Linked DNA regions of Homo sapiens: regions 1 and 3 are each linked to region 2. A link is a contact called in ENCODE Hi-C or POLR2A ChIA-PET data. All regions are on one chromosome and are shown on one strand. Each heading gives the region's core, a stretch centred on a gene start or an enhancer-like site at or near the end of the contact. The rest is flanking DNA. Distances are from core to core; before and after follow the strand shown. Region 1 has its middle 18 kb from the start of HNRNPA1L2. Region 2 holds the start of KPNA3 (karyopherin subunit alpha 3). Region 3 holds the start of ESD (esterase D).

Evidence for each region. Hi-C counts contacts between places; a loop is a spot of excess contacts on that map. ChIA-PET counts read pairs that join two places held with the same protein, here RNA polymerase II (POLR2A). Pooled maps may share reads with other maps.
Region 1: a pooled map shows a loop between it and region 2 (7-fold over the local background). The contact joins the enhancer-like site here to the promoter of KPNA3 in region 2. A Hi-C loop is called at or near these places in 1 of 168 maps with a recorded cell type or tissue (naive thymus-derived CD4-positive, alpha-beta T cell) and 7 of 50 pooled maps. POLR2A ChIA-PET finds 5 or more read pairs at or near these places in 1 of 52 experiments (OCI-LY7).
Region 3: a loop to region 2 is called in a map of CD8-positive, alpha-beta T cell, with 7 times the contacts of the local background. The contact joins the promoter of ESD here to the promoter of KPNA3 in region 2. A Hi-C loop is called at or near these places in 3 of 168 maps with a recorded cell type or tissue (CD8-positive, alpha-beta T cell, ascending aorta and naive thymus-derived CD4-positive, alpha-beta T cell), 1 of 37 single-sample maps with no recorded cell type and 9 of 50 pooled maps.

What each region holds. Positions count from the first base shown.
Region 1 is chr13:52,622,771-52,625,470 of GRCh38, forward strand. It overlaps a transcript of HNRNPA1L2 not described here. Among named protein-coding and RNA genes, the nearest start is that of HNRNPA1L2, 18 kb to the right of the region's middle. Within about 2 kb of position 1,306, at least 3 of the 41 ENCODE cell types and tissues checked have a DNase peak (open chromatin) inside an H3K27ac peak, as active enhancers do.
Region 2 is chr13:49,791,276-49,793,975 of GRCh38, forward strand. KPNA3 (karyopherin subunit alpha 3) reads right to left here and starts at 1,407. Exons shown (of 17, transcript NM_002267.4): 1 at 1,163-1,407. The coding sequence starts at 1,231. RefSeq lists enhancers at 1-441, 446-1,107, 1,108-1,769, 1,573-1,702 and silencers at 563-1,132, 1,253-1,502.
Region 3 is chr13:46,795,772-46,798,471 of GRCh38, forward strand. It overlaps ESD (esterase D), which reads right to left and starts at 1,390. Exons shown (of 10, transcript NM_001984.2): 1 at 1,334-1,390. RefSeq lists enhancers at 525-1,126, 1,258-1,307 and a silencer at 898-947.

The DNA of each region.
Region 1 (2,700 bases), core at 56-2,555, 2.8 Mb after region 2:
ATTGTAATTACTTGTGCTTGTCAAAAGAGTATTTAATTCTAAGTGCAATCAGTAATATCTTGGCATTGTGTTGTAGGTTAAATGGCAGTTTTTTTTTTTAATGATACATAATGATGTATTTCAGGGATGTCATTAATTCAAGTAGTAAGGTGTGTGGCTTTAGGATACCCATCACTGACTTCCCTTATCAGAACAAACAGATAATATAGGCTTCTGTTTTCCAGAATGATTTAACATTTTAATGGAACTTCTTGGTTTCTACATGGTATCAAAAATACCTCTGGAAAGTATAATTGGGTGGTAGAGTAAGCTAATTCAGACAATCAGTACCCATAATAGGTACTTCCTCCTCGTCCTACTCTTTAGAAACAAAACAGTTACATATAAGTATGTGGAAGTAAATAACACAAACATATAAATACATATCAAGAATGGCATTTTTAAGGCTACCAGACCTGTTTATGACCCCTCATGCCCTTTATTTTAATTTAATTAACTATTACAGAAATGGTAAAGTGAGTTGAATGCTTTGGAAAGAGTCAGTAAAGGTCACGTAAACAATTTCTTTCCAATTAGGCATGAGTGAGACAAATATACATACGCAGGAGCATCATACCCTTAGATTGCTTTGTAAGCTATCTCACATTCTTGCTCCACTTTTCCACTTAAACCAAAATTGAAAATATTGCAGGATGGGTGTGATGTATGTAAAATATATGCCTTAGAACCTTTTATCAGTGGTCCTGTGTTTAAAAAAGAGGCTTTGGTCCTACATCAAAAGACTGGTGAACAAGGTGCATCTGTTTTGAGTTTTTAAAAGGTGTCTTTTAATGATTTTTGCCTCCCCTCCCCGCTTTTCAAGGACTTCCAGGATGCATGGGATTAGATGAGTCATGATCTTTGCTTCATGAGGCACTGTCATCATAGCTTCATGCATAGCCTGCTTTTCTTTCTTTGTATTATATATTAAATCCCCATTGATATGGTTACCATAGTTACACTACCTCCCAAACTTAGTGGCATAAAACATTCACTCATTATGCTCACAGATTCTGTGGGTTAGCAGTTTGGCTGGAACACAGCGGGGAAGGCCAGTCTGTGCTCTATGATGTCTGGGTCCTCAGTTGGAAGACTTAGAAATCTGAGGCTGGAATCATCTGAAGTTTGCCCACTCATAGGTCTGGCAGTTGATGCCAGCTGTCAGCTGAGACCTTAGCTGAGGGTGTTAGCAGAAACACCTACATGTGGCTTTCTTTGTGGCCTGGGCTTTCTCACCGCATGGTGGCTGGGTTCCAGGGTGGGTGTCTCAAGAGAAAGTGAGCCAAGAGGAAGTTGTATTTTGTTTTGTTTTGTTTTGTTTTTGAGATGGAGTCTCGCTCTGTCACCCAGGCTGGAGTGCAGTGGCGCGGTCTTGGCTCACTGCTATCTCCACCTCCTGGGTTCAAGCAGTTCTCTGCCTCAGCCTCCCGAGTAGCTGGGATTACAGGTGCCTGCCACCATGCCTGGCAAATTTTTGTATTTTTAGTAGAGATGGGGTTTCACCATGTTGGCCAGGCTGGTCTTGAACTCCTGACTTTGTGATCCACCCTCCTCGGCCTCCCCAAGTGCTGGGATTACAGGCACGCCACCGTGCCTGGCCAGTTGTATTTTCTTTTTAATGACCTAGCCTTGTAATAAGATTGGACATTACCATGTTTACCCTCTTCCACATTGATTTTCCTAGGATATTTGTTTTTACCACAACCACTTCTGAGACACCGTCTTAACAAGGATAATGTCATTGATAGGAATGGAGTAATATACATTTGGCCCTCTGTATGCGTAGGTTCTGCATCCACAGATAACTTCTGATAACGTTTTTTAAGAAACACAGAAAAAAATACCAATTAAAAAATACAGTATAACAACTACTTATGTAGCATTTGTTATATTAGGTATTACAAGTAATCTAGAGATGATTTAAAAGTATTCTCGAGGGGCCTGGAGCAGTGGCTCATGCCTGTAATCCCAGCACTTTGGGAGGCCAAGGTGGGCAGATCACTTGAGGTTAGGAGCTGAGACCTACCTGATCGACATGGTGAAACCCTGTGTCTATCACAAAAATACAAAAATTAGCCGGGTGTGGTGGCATGGGACTGTAATCGCAGTTACTCGGGAGGCTGAGGTGGGAGAATCCCTTGAACCCGGGAGGTGGACAATGCAGTGAGCCGAGATTGTGCCAGTGCACTCCAGCATGGGCAACAGAGTGAGACCCTATCTCAAAATAAAAAAAAAAGTTATGAAGGGGAAAAGTATGTATTCATGAAATAGTTTTAATTACAGGATTGAATAGATTGTTAAAAGATACTTTTTTTTTTTTTGAGATGGAGTCTTGCTGTTTTTTGCCCAGGCTGGAGTGCAGTGGTGTGATCTCGGCTTACTGCAACCTCCGCCTTCTAGGTTGAAGCGATTCTCCTTCCTCAGCCTCCTGAGTAGCTGGGATTACAGGTGCACTCCACAATGCCTGGCTAATTTTTTTGGTTTTAGTAGAGATGGGGTTTCACCATGTTGACCAGGCTGGCCTCGAACTCCTGACCTCAGGTGATCCACCTGCCTCGGCCTCCTAAAGTGCTGGGATTACTGCCATGAGCCACCACGAAGCCCTGAAAGATACTTTAACAAGTTCTCATTACATTGTTAAAATCTATGAAGAAAGATCCT
Region 2 (2,700 bases), core at 157-2,656:
CAAAACTGCAAATCATGTCGCCTAGTATTAGCAAAGAAGGCTGCGGCCTTAAAACCATTTTCCCCCTAACAAATCCAAAGGTCACGGTCCCAGTGAAGTTTGTGCATTATACTTACTGTTTTCAGTAGCTGCAGAGAGACCTCTAGCGCTGCCTCAATAAGCCGAGTTTGCAAATAGTACCTGCTAATGTCACCTTAATGAGACAATGGCAACATGCTGAGTAGCAACTAACTGAGTGACCGCGATGAATGTTTAGTTTTGCAACCACTTGGAAATTCTACTAGCTTGGAGCAAGAGGTATGTAAGAGAATTATGAACCTGTGTATCCAATTTATTTTAGTAAAACGTGTCAAAGAAATTATCACCCTATGCACACCCCACTCCAAGAAAGGCTAAGAAAACAAGTCCTATGAGCGGAGGTCGGAGCAACCTCTTTTCCGAAGCCTGAACACAATAGATGGCAAACTATTGTCCACCTTCAGCTCGCTCCAAATGCCAGCAGTTGCAGGAGTATGAGCTGCAACAGCTCGGCACGACTAGTCCAAAGACGAGCACTGGAATATAAGAAAATGGTCCTGGCGCATCCTACCCTCCCCCATCGATCACCCTCAAACAAGTCAGTTACCCGGCTGGTCCCCACCCCCCTCTGCGGGCCGCCACCGCCCGCCTGGGCCCGGCTCGCAGAAGGTAGGAGCCCGGACCGGCAGAGCCGAGGCTCCATGTGAGCCGCGCGGGAGGCGCAGAGGGGGCTGCACCGGACGGAAGGTTGCACCGGTGGCGGGCGCAAGCAGCGGCCGCCCCCTCGGCTGTGCGGTCGGAGGGCCCGGGCGGCAGCATCCCCGTTCATCCGGGCGGCCCTGGCCCGCGGACCCCGCCTCAGCTCCACATCCCCTCCTCGCCGACACCAGGCCGCGCCCGCGTGACGGGGCCGAAAACGCCGGCATTTCCCGGTCGCCGCGCCGGCAGCTCCGGGGGGTGACTGCAGCCCGGCCGGCGTCTCGCCGCCCGCTCCGCCCAGCCCGGGGCCGCGGTGACGGGAGGCGGCGGCCAACTCCGGCCGACCACAAGCCGACGAGAACCAGCCCGGCGCCGGCCCCCCGCCCCTCCCCGCGTCGCCGGGCCGGCGCGGCCAGGCGGGCCCAGACCGCGGAAGCACACTCACTTCCACATCGCGGCCCTTGTTCTTGAAGCTCTTGATGCGGTGGTTCTCCAAGCTGGGGTTCTCGGCCATGGCTGCGCGCGGCTCCGGCGGCGGCTACTCCTGCGGCTGCGGCGGCGGCGGCGGCGAATCTTGGAGCGGGAGGGGGAGGAGGGGGAGAGCGGGAGGGGGGAGGGGAGAGAAGAGCACGTTCTGTGACGCCTCCGAGCGCGAGGTGGCAGTAGCGCCGGGGGAGGCGCGGGCCGACTGCCGGGCCGGGTGGGGCGGGAACGGTGCTGAGAGCGGCGCGCGGCCGCGGAGGCTGGCGACACGTGACCGGGGGCGGTGACCGGCTTGGGCGTTCGCCGGGCTATACGTGCCCGTTGGTTCTCGGGATGACCCTGCCCTCTTCCCCTGCAAGGGCTCTCCACAACCCCTCGGTGCTGCAAGTTTTGTGCCAGAAATGGAGCCGGACCTGGCGACTTTTACTGCCCCTCAGGCGCGGGGCGGCGGTCGTCAACTACAGTTCCCATCATGCCACGATCCGCCTGGAGTAATTCTCCACGCCTAGTGAGAACGAGGAGAATGCCGGGACCCTTCCGCGCGCGGCTCTTTGCGCGCCGCGCTCATGTTGCTGGGCACAAAGCTCCGCCCCCACAAGGCCGCCTCTGGGCGGGGAAGAGCGGGGGAGCGTCCCTGGCACCTTGCGCCCTATCAGGAGGAAGAGGGCGGGCCTTCCTGGGAGCGCACCTCGCTGCCTGTAGCTAGAAGATCAGAAAAGGAACAACCGCGAGTGCTTTGCAGTCTCGCTTTTTTGGGGGTCTTCTCAAATAGCCACCTTCATTCGCTCTTCCCATGCTCTGCTTCAGTTTTATAAATAGCATTTCTACCTGACATGTACATGTGTATGTATGTGATACGAGTGTTTATATGCGTTACCTAGGTGCCCGCGCGGAAATTCAGCTCAATGAGAGCAGGTACTTTGGTTGAATTACTGCTGAATCTCTAGTGTCAAAACAATGCCTACCACGTCGTAGATACGCAATACTTGTTGAACTGGCGCTTTAGTGTCGCCCAGTTTCTTCATCATCCTTCCAAGCCCGGTTCTGCAACCTTCACTCTGGCAGTCCCTGTATTTACATGCCCCCCAACACTTCTTGTTCTACCACCACACAGAATCTTAGCCTTCAGGCAGCAGCCCAGCCCTGGTCCGCAGACTCTCCTGTGTAGCACTCCCACTCCCTCTGGGGGCATCGAAAGAATGAAAGAGGGAAATTTGGATGGATTACACTGATAAAGAGCTGCTTTCGGCCGGGTGTGGTGGCTCACGCCTGTAATCCCAGCACTTTGGGAGGCCGAGGAGGGCAGATCACAAGGTCAAGAGACCGAGACCAGTCTGGCCAACCATGGCCCGCATGGTGAAACCCCTTCTTTACTAAATATACAAAAATTAGCTGGGCGTGGTGGCGCATGCCTGGAGGCTGAGGCAGGAGAATCGCTTGAACCCGGTAGGCGGAGGTTGCAGCGAGCCGAGATGGCGCCACTGCACTCCAGCCTGGCGA
Region 3 (2,700 bases), core at 140-2,639, 3.0 Mb before region 2:
AGACAGGGTCAAACTCTGTGGCCCAGATTGGAGTGCAGTGGCCTGATCTCGGCTCACTGCAATCATCTCGGCCCCCGGGCTCAGGTGATCCTCCCGCCTCAGCCTCTGGAGTAGTTGGGACCACAGGTGGCACCACCATGCCCAGGTAATTTTTTGTAGAGGAGGTTTTGCCATGCTGCCTAGGCTGGGTCTCTTTTCCTTCATAAAAATTCACATGGCTTGCCTAGGTAAGGATTTCTATTAAACTCTGGGGAAAATTTTTTAAAAAAAATATAGCATCTATAAACGCCAAACACCTTCACATGGCTCTAAATATGGTCTATAATTTGGTCCCAGATTATTTTTCTGGTCTCACTCCCTATTTTGTTAGTTAAACTCAACTATGCATAATTCTAGGATGGCCTGGATGTTGCTATCGGGTGGCTTTACTCAATGCCACGGTACAATGGTTTCAGAGCAGGTTTTGGGGCCAGACCCTCCGGGTTCAAACCCTGACTTCACCACTTATTACTACATGACACTGGGCAAGCTAATCTATGCCTCATTTGCCCATCTGCAAAATGGGTATACAGTAATATATATCAATTTGATAGGGTTGCTCTGGGAATTAAATGAGTTAATTCACGTAGTGCTTAAAATGCTGCTTCTACCACACACACAAACATGAGCTATTATTTTTCCTGCAACCTGAATGCCCTCTCCTTCCAGGTGCGCTCAATCCCATTTCCCTAATGACCCCATCAGAAATGACTTCCAGTCCCCCACAGCGCTCTGAGAGCATTTTACGACCCGAACAGATTTTGTCAAACTCCAAAGACACGTGCTCCCCTCGGCACCATCAGGTGAGTGCTCCTGACCGCGCCATTGGCTCGTGCCCCGACGCGGACGCTGCCTAGAGCAGCAGGTCCACACTCCCCCGAACCAGGCGCCGGCGGCCGCTAGTAACGCGTTGAGGCCAGCTCCCTCCTTAAAATGCGTACACATCTACTTCACATTTTCGCGCGGTGGCTGCGGGTCTAGGAAAGTCTTTCTGAACAGGAAAAAGCTGTACAAATGTAGCGGGCAGTAGGTAAACGGGCGCTCGCCCCGGGTTACACTAGGTTGGAGGCTCAGAGAAGGAAAAGGGATTAGAGGCGAGGCTCCGGGTCACGGGAAAAGGTCCTTGGCCTCCTGTCATGGATGGTGGCGCCCAAGGCCCAGGGTCGCCGTCTCTGCGCTCGTGCCTGCGGATACCTGCACCGCAGGACTCGGCGTCCGCCCCGATCACGCCTAGCCGTGCCGCAGCCGCAGGAAGGCTGACAACGTCCAGGCCTCTACCCGAACCCAGTCTTACCTACGGTGGCGGAGTGACCAGAAGAAGCGGGCCGAAGTAAAAGGCGGGGCTCAAGATGGCCGCCGGGGCCTCGCCTCAGCCCCGCCCATATGATGCCCCGCCCCTCCGGTCCCACTCACTCTCGCTTTTAACTCCGAGAACCCGCTCTTCTCCAGTTCAGTCTCCATGGCCCCGCCGCCTTTGCACATTGCACTTCCCGGCAGCCTCCGCGTGGGCGCCCCCTCCAACTCCTGCCTTCGCCCGCGTTTCTGCTCTGTGTGGTTACTAGGACCAACGAGGAGGGCGTTAGGTTAGTCCCTGTCACCTTGTCGGGGATCAGTCTGCTGTGCGTGCTCAGACTCTTCCCAGAGCCAGCAGCAAGAACCCGAGGCATTAATAAACTTGAGATGTAGCTTCGCTTAACTCGTGCAGAGGGTTTCCGTGTCACTTATGTAGAAACTAGGGCCTAATTTCAACTCCCTCAACTCCTCTGTCCCAAGACTATCCACGTCACCTACTTGGTAGCTTGAGTTAAACAAGAAACCTTTGAAATCTCCAGTGGCCGACACGCAGTGGGAACTCCATCAGTTTTCTGTTTTCTCCCTTCTTCCCTCAATAAAAATTAAGTTGAACTGACTAAGATTTGCTAGTTGATAATTTACAGCAAATCTTTCCTTTTGGTCTCTCTGATTTAAGCAAACTGTTGAGTGTACTTTGCCTCTTGAGAAATTAAATCTGATTACAACAGAGCTAAGTATTTTTCAGCAACGGTTAGACTGACATTGTAAATACACAATCTGATAGTTGGGGCTGGCCTCATGGGCCTGCAACCTGTGCTATTACCCGGCCCCCAGAACAGAAGGACGCTACATTTTCTCTCAGTAAGTGTTGAACCAGGGCCCCACGTTTGTGTCTGGAATTGGGCCCTGCAAATTGTGTAGCTATGGGAGCTGACTTAAGTATGGATGAGCTGCCACACAAGAGATTACCTGCCAGAATCTATTGTGTGGCTCAGGCCCATTTTGCCATAGTGATCTTTGGACTAAATTAACCTGTGGACTGAACCTGTGGATCAATTGGAACTTAGACTGAAAATAATGTTTCATCAAAATAATGTTTTTATTTTGAGAAAGCATTGAAGTAAATTGTTTTAAACTTTCTTTTTACTATCTTTAAGTATAAATCATTGAAAAGGGGATTTTCTTCAGTTTCAAAACTGAAACAGAATAAATACCTAAATTGCAAGTTCTTTATAACTGATGTTTGAACAAAGAGAAATAATTGATTAAATGATATATTTGCCTAATAAGTGGACTGCTGTGAGGTGCAGACTAGCCAAAGAACTGTAAGTGTGAAGTTCTTTACTAAAGGGTTCTTGTGTGAATACA